2 separate regions of the Homo sapiens genome follow, and region 2 is linked to region 1. Evidence: chromatin loops called from intact Hi-C (ENCODE). Cell type or tissue: ovary. All regions are shown on one strand.

What was found. Peaks named below come from ENCODE experiments on the same cell type or tissue, not always from the same donor. Only the 100,000 strongest peaks of a DNase experiment are listed, where the experiment ranks them.
Region 2: a loop joins it to region 1, with 19 times the contacts of the local background. A loop is called at or near these places in 1 of 110 quality-filtered maps.

Annotation. Positions count from the first base shown.
Region 1 is chr5:79,835,379-79,839,378 of GRCh38, reverse strand. No RefSeq gene overlaps it. Among named protein-coding and RNA genes, the nearest start is that of LINC01455, 99 kb to the left of the region's middle. In ovary, no CTCF peak of the experiment used is centred here; no DNase peak of the experiment used is centred here; H3K27ac peaks cover 2,630 bases.
Region 2 is chr5:79,901,173-79,905,172 of GRCh38, reverse strand. All of the region lies in intron 2 of LOC105379048 (a long non-coding RNA gene), which reads right to left. Among named protein-coding and RNA genes, the nearest start is that of LINC01455, 33 kb to the left of the region's middle. In ovary, no CTCF peak of the experiment used is centred here; no DNase peak of the experiment used is centred here.

The DNA of each region.
Region 1 (4,000 bases):
GACGTGCGGCATTGCAGTACTGCTCTTGCTACAAATGTCAGATTTCCTTGGTCAGATTTGCTTATTGTGGGACTTTCTGCTGAGATATATCAGAGATGTTACAACTGCGAGAAATGCAGGCAGTTCTCTGCGATCCATCTGCCATGCAATGACAAGAGATGCTTAAAGGCTGTCTGGTAGAACTGCCTTCTTTAGAAACCTGAGGGCCGGGCGCAGTGGCTCACGCCTGTAATCCCAGCACTTTGGAAGGCCGAGGCAGGCAGATCACGAGGTTAGGAGATCGAGACCATCGTGGCCAACACGGTGAAATCCCGTCTCTACTAAAAATACAAAAAAAAGAAAAAAAGAAAAAATTAGCTGGGCATGGCGGTGGGCGCCTGTAGTCCCAGCTACTCAGGAGGCTGAGGCAGGAGAATGGCATGAACCCGGGAAACGGAGCTTGCAGTAAGCCGAGATCGCGCCTCTGCCCTCCAGCCTGGGCGGCAGAGCGAGACTCTGTCTCGGGAAAAAAAAAAAGAAAGAAAGAAAAAAAAGAAACCTGAGAGCACCAGGAGCCCATAAAAGGAGCCAAGACTACCCCTTCGAATCTAAGCCCCTCCGAGAGCGCAGTGTCAAGAGGTGCATCATTCAAGAAGTCTCCTGCAGGGTGAAGTCCTCTCCAAAATGAGCACTATGTGAATTCATTTCAGCAAAGTGAGGAAAATTGATTTCTCAATATGAAAGGATAGCTTTGACAATAGCCCTGGGGTGGGGGACAGGGGGAACTAACTAAAACACTAGGTCTTGGATACTTAATCAAATAAATCAACCTGGAGGCTCAACTGGATTCCCCAAGCAAAGAGTGCATGTGAAGCTTATAAAACTTTCCTTCTCCCCCTCAGAGGGACAGTAGCCTGGCAAAAACCCAAATGTTCCAGGAGCAGGACTCACAGGCATCTTGCGGTGCGTCCATTCCCCAGAGGGAGCAAAAGGCGAGCATGCTCACTTCCCAGATGGCTAGTTTGGGAAGACAGGGGCTGGCTGCTCCCCAAACCCTTCCCTAATCACCTGGCCTTGGCTTAGGGAGCTGGAGTGGAGGCTGCTCCTCTGAGAAATACATTTGCCCTTTGGTTACAAAACATCTCCAAATGATTGATGAACCAGTCTCAGGGAAGAGAGAAATGTCACCAGCACATGAAATACAGCCACCTTGAGAAAAAAGTATTTCACCCTTTCTGGAGGCCCTAAGCCACAGGGACATTCATTAGAACAGGAGTGAAAGAGGATCAGATTCAGTTGCAGTTGCAGGGATGTGAGGCAGGCTGACAAAGAAGTCATGGTCCCATGTAACAAGATGATAAATTTGCTCACAATAAACTGTGACATTTGTTTTCTCCTTTGGCTAAGTGCCCCTAGTACTGGATCCAGCCCTTAGCTGGGGCCATAACTCTTCCTCAGCAGATGGTGTCCACTGGCCTTAGGAATCTGGGTGGAGGCCCTCCAGACTGCAGGTGGAAATGTCGCAGGCCATGTTGACCTTGGGCACACTCTGGCTCGGGACAGAAGCCGGTTCAGAGTTAGCCTCTCTTGGGGAAGCTACCAGCTTTGTGACCACATATTATTTCACCTCTCCAGGGCTTTGATTCTTCTTGTATAAAAGGTAGGGATCAGACTAGGTATGTTTTTGTAAACTAAAAAGAAAATCCTAAGTGTCTCACTGACTGAACAAACCCCTTGTGGCCAAGGGGACTCTAGAAAAGCCTTAAAACTCAGTTCCTGGCCATGACGAGGCAGGGGGTCAGACATGCCTCATTATTCCCCCTCTCTTTTATGGTTTTAACACAACTGACCAGCGTTCAGGTTAAAATAGAGACCATAAGATTGACAGAACAGACTCTTTGTTACAATAAGATACCATATTATACACAGGATCTAAGGCTATGCCAGGCAAGGGTTAAGTCACACACGCCTTAAAGAATAAACTGTGGGCCCAGTGGGTGGCTCATGCCTGTATTCCCAGCAATTTGGGAGGTCAAGGTGGAGGGATCACGTGAGGTCAGGAGTTCGAGACCAGCCTGGGCAACATGGCAAAATCCCATCTCTACAAAAAATAAAAAAATTAGCCATGCATGGTGGCACATGCCTGTGGTCCCAGCTACTCAGGAGGCTGCGGTAGGAGGATCAATTGAGCCAGGGAGGTCAAGGCTGCAGTGAGCCATGATTGTGCCATTGCCCTCCAGTCTGGGTGACAGGGCAAGACGCTGTCGCAGAAAAAAAAAAAGAACATGTTCTAACTGCCACGAGATTTTATCCCCTCCTCTAGCTGCTGAACAAGAACTGGACTCAAGATAAGCAAGATTAAAACAATTACAGCTCATCCAGCTCGCAGACACTGACTAACTGATCCCCTGTTCTACCAGCTGTATCGTATCTGTGATTGAATAAGAGACTGATTTCTGTAACTTTCTCCTGATAGGAAGACCACCAAACATGGACTGGTCCCGGCTGGCTTACAGAGGCTGTGCACTTAAGTGCCATCATTTGCTAAAAAGACCTTTTGACATATAGGGCCTAGCTGTAATACATTTCAATGTTCAGTCTCCATCCCAAGGTGAACATGGGTCATATGTTATATACATATTGTTTCAATACGCCCGTGTCAGGACTACCTTCATGAGTATACATAGCACTTCCTGCAACCTATTGAATATGTATGTTTAGCCAGCCGGGTTGGCATAAAGCTCCTACCCCAACTTCTCTTCCTTCCAAGTGCCCGTCTCTCTGGTCTTGGCTGGAGGCTGTGCTTCCCAGTCTGTGGGATGGCTACCTTGCGGACTATAACACCTTATAAAAAATAAAGTCTGCTTTCCTTTTCTTTTTTTTTTTTTTTTAATTTTTTAAGGTGGGGCGGGGGGGTCTCACTATATTTCCCAGGCTGCTTTTGAACTCCTGGGCTCAAGCAATCTGCCCACCCCAGCCTCCCAAAGTGCTGGGTTTACAGGTGTAAGCCACCATGCCCGGCCTCCTCTCCTATTCTAAATTTATAAATGGTGTGTGTGTGTTTTTAAGTTAATATTTTCAAATTTGTATTAGCAATAGAATACATTCTGTAGACAAGGCCCCCAATAACAGATAAAACAAATATAAGTGGAGCTTCTTCAAGGTTAGCATGACGTAATGGGAAGGAGTTTCAGAATTCGAATTCCAGCTCTGCCACTTATGAGGTGTGTGACCTTGGACAAGCTACTTACCCTCTGAGCCTTAGCTTTCTCATTCGTAAAATAGAGATTGTAATAAAACCTACTTCAGGCCAGGCACGGTGGCTCAAGCCTGTAATCCCCACACTTTGGGAGGCCGAGGCGGGCGAATCACGAGGTCAGGAGATCGAGACCATCCTAGCTAATATGGTGAAACCTCGTCTGTACTAAACATACAAAAAAATTAGCCGGGCGTGGTGGCGGGCACCTATAGTCCCAGCCACTCAGGAGGCTGAGGCAGGAGAATGGCGTGAACCCGGGAGGCGGAGCTTGCAGTGAGCCGAGATCGAGCAACTGCACTCCAGCCTGGGCGACAGAGCAAGACTCCGTCTCAAAAAAAAAAAAAAAAAAAAAAAAGAAAAAAAAGAAAAGAAAAAAACCTACTTCATAGGGTTACAGTAAGGATTAATGAGATAATGCATGTATAGTGCCTAGTACAGAAGGGTTTAGTGAGCATTTGCTACCATGATTCACCATTATCAGGTTGCAGCAGGGGTGGGGGCCTTGAGTTTCGCACACTCATCCTTCCTTCTCACTTTTATGCCACACCTGTAGTGTTGAAGAATCCTTGAGAGACCTCAGGGCTCTGTGGGGTGCAGCTTGAGAACCACTGGGTAGAGGAGTATTTCCTAGACTTTCCTCGGGTCAGAGTCACTGAGTAGCTTGTTAAATACCCCCCGCAACCAAGCTCAGGCCCCGGTGCTCTGTGCTTAACAAGCACATCAAGTGTTTCCTATCTTCAGGCACTTTGTGGGGACCTAGGA
Region 2 (4,000 bases), 66 kb before region 1:
GGTTATTCAGTTTCCATGTAGTTGAGCGGTTTTGAGTAAGATTCTTAATCCTGAGTTCTAGTTTGATTGCACTGTGGTCTGAGAGACAGTTTGTTATAATTTCTGTTCTTTTACATTTGCTGAGGAGAGCTTTACTTCCAAGCATGTGGTCAATTTTGGAATAGGTGTGGTGTGGTGCTGAAATAAATGTATCTTCTGTTGATTTGGGGTGGAGAGTTCTGTAGATGTCTATTAGGTCCACTTGGTGCAGAGCTGAGTTCAATTCCTGGGTATCCTTGTTAACTTTCTGTCTCGTTGATCTGTCTAATGTTGACAGTGGGGTGTTAAAGTCTCCCATTATTATTGTGTGGGAGTCTAAGTCTCTTTGTAGGTCGCTCAGGACTTGCTTTATGAATCTGGGTGCTCCTGTATTGTGTGCATATATATTTAGGATAGTTAGCTCTTCTTGTTGAATTGATCCCTTTACCATTATGTAATGGCCTTCTTTGTCTCTTTTGATCTTGTTGGTTTAAACTCTGTTTTGTCAGAGACAAGGATTGCAACCCCTGCCTTTTTTTGTTTTCCATTTGCTTGGTAGATCTTCCTCCATCCTTTTATTTTGAGCCTATGTGTGTCTCTGCATGTGAGATGGGTTTTCTGAACACAGCACACTGATGGGTCTTGACTCTTTATCCAATTTGCCAGTCTGTGTCTTTTAATTGGAGCATTTAGTCCATTTACATTTAAAGTTAATATTGTTATGTGTGAATTTGATCCTGTCATTATGATGTTAGCTGGTGATTTTGCTCGTTAGTTAATGCAGTTACTTCCTAGCCTTGATGGTCTTTACAATTTGGCATGATTTTGCAGTGGCTGGTACCGGTTGTTCCTTTCCAGGTTTAGTGCTTCCTTCAGGAGCTCTTTTAGGACAGGCCTGGTGGTGACAAAATCTCTCAGCATTTGCTTGTCTGTAAAGTATTTTATTTCTCCTTCACTTATGAAGCTTAGTTTGGCTGGATATGAAATTCTGGGTTGAAAATTCTTTTCTTTAAGAATATTGAATATTGGCCCCCACTCTCTTCTGGCTTGTAGAGTTTCTGCTGAGAGATCAGCTGTTAGTCTGATGGGCTTCCCTTTTTGGGTAATCTGACCTTTCTCTCTGGCTGCCCTTAACATTTTTTCCTTCATTTCAACTTTGGTGAATCTGACAATTATGTGTCTTGGAGTTGCTCTTCTCGAGGAGTATCTCTGTGGTGTTCTCTGTATTTCCTGAATCTGAATGTTGGCCTGCCTTGCTAGATTGGGGAAGTTCTCCTGGATAATATCCTGCAGAGTGTTTTCCAACTTGGTTCCATTCTCCCCGTCACTTTCAGGTACACCAATCAGACGTAGATTTGGTCTTTTCACATAGTCCCATATTTCTTGGAGGCTTTGTTTGTTTCTTTTAATTCTTTTTTCTCTAAACTTCCCTTCTCCCTTCATTTCATTCATTTCATCTTCCATCACTGATACCCTTTCTTCCAGTTGTTTGCATCGGCTCCTGAGGCTTCTGCATTCTTCACATAGTTCTCCAGCCTTGGCTTTCAGCTCCATCAGCTCCTTTAAGCACTTTTCTGTATTGGTTATCCTAGTTATACATTCGTCTAAATGTTTTTCAAAGTTTTTAACTTCTTTGCCTTTGGTTTGAATTTCCTCCTGTAGCTCGGAGTAGTTTGATTGTCTGAAGCCTTCTTCTCTCAACTCATCAAAGTCATTCTCCGTCCAGCTTTGTTCCGTTGCTGGTGAGGAACTGCGTTCCTTTGGAGGAGGAGAGGCACTCTGCTTTTTAGAGTTTCCAGTTTTTCTGCTCTGTTTTTTCCCCATCTTTGTGGTTTTATATACTTTTGGTCTTTGATGATGGTGATGTACAGATGGGTTTTTGGTGTGGATGTCCTTTCTGTTTGTTAGTTTTCCTCCTAACAGTCAGGACCCTCAGCTGCAGGTCTCTTGGAGTTTGCTAGAGGTCCACTCCAGACCCTGTTTGCCTGGGTATCAGCAGCAGTGGCTGCAGAACAGCAGATTTTTGTGAACTGCGAATGCTGCTGTCTGATCGTTCCTCTGGAAGTTTTGTCTCTGAGGAGTACCTGGCCGTGTGAGGTGTCAGTCTGCCCCTACTCGGGGGTGGCTCCCAGTTAGGCTGCTCAGGGATCAGGGGTCAGGGACCCATTTGAGGAGGCAGTCTGCCCATTCTCAGATCTCCAGCTGCGTGCCGGGCGAACCACTGCTCTCTTCAAAGCTGTCAGACAGGGAAATCTAAGTCTGCAGAGGTTACTGCTGTCTTTTTGTTTGTCTGTGCCCTGCCCTCAGAGGTGGAGCCTACAGAGGCAGGCAGGCCTCCTTGTGCTGTGGTGGGCTCCACCCAGTTCTAGCTTCCCAGCTGCTTTGTTTACCTAAGCAAGCCTGGGCAATGGCGGGCACCCCTCCCCCAGCCTCGCTGCCACCTTGCAGTTTGATCTCAGACTGCTGTGCTAGCAATCAGCGAGACTCTGTGGGTGTAGGACCCTCCAAGCCATGTGCGGGATATAATCTCCTGGTGCGCCGTTTTTTAAGCCCGTTGGAAAAGTGCAGTATTAGGGTGGGAGTGACCCGATTTTCCAGGTGTCGTCTGTCACCCCTTTCTTTGACTAGGAAAGGGAACTCCCTGACCCCTTGTGCTTCCCGAGTGAGGCAATGCCTCGCCCTGCTTCGGCTCGTGCACGGTGCACTGCACCCACTGTCCTGTGCCCACTGTCTGGCACTCCCTAGTGAGATGAACCTGGTACCTCAGATGGAAATGCAGAAATCACCCGTCTTCTGTGTCACTCACGCTGGGAGCTGTAGACCGGAGCTGTTCCTATTCGGCCATCTTGGCTGCCCTCCCTGCATCTTAACTTTTAATGGTTGTATTTTATTCCATATGCAGGGAATGTACCATAATCTCTTTTAACAAACTACTAATAGATATATTGCATCTATGTATGTAAGTATGTGAGTGTGTGTTTATTTTAGAGACAGGGTCTTGCGCTTTCACCCAGGCTAGAGTGCAGTGGTGTGATCACAGCTCACTGCAGCCTTGAACTCCTGGGCTCAGGAGATTCCCCCACTTTAGCCTCGCAAGTACCTGGGACTACAGGTGTGTGCCACCACGCCTCGCTAGGTTTTTATTGTTTAAGTTTTTTGTAGAGACGGGGTCTCACTTTGACATTACAAATGTCACGACTTACCCTGCCCAGCTGTTTGGAGATTTGCCATTTAACTGCATCGTGCTTGCCTTCACATGTGCCAAACACATACACTCACTCTCTTTAGTCTTTTGGCCATACTTCACAAAAGTCAGATTCTTTATAAGTCCACAGGAATCCAGTTCCAGAAACAATTTCTCACACATGTGGCCTGGCTTTCCTACCAGTTCTCCAAGTCTAGTCATTTCCTTCATGGGATTCTTTTAATTCTCTTTCCTAATGGATAATTTTTCCATTTTCTTTCCCTCCTCCCCTTACTCCATCAATGAAAATAGCAATTTTTTCATTATACAAGTAATACATACCTTTTTATTATAAAAAACTTAAAATAATCAGAAAAAAATCTAAAAATTAATATAATATAAAGAAGTGCAAAGATGAAAGAAAAATAATTATCTATAATTTCACCACCTAGAGATAATTGCTGCCAATAAATTTTGCTACTGGGATTTTCAGACTCTTTTGGAGTCTCTATTTCCAGACATTTAAGAAAACCACATAGACATGTGTTTATGTTTGTCTTAAAAATGGATAATATAATATTTTATAATCTTTTGTGTGTGTGTGTGAGACAGAGTCATACTCTGTTGCCCAGACTGGAGTGCAATGGCACGATCTTGGCTCATTGCAACCTCTGCCTCCCAGGTTCAAGTGATTCTCCTGCCTCAGCCTCCCTAATAGCTGGGATTACAGGTGCACACCATCACGCCCAGCTATTTTTTGTATTTTTAGTAGAGATGGGGCTTTGCCATGTTGTCTAG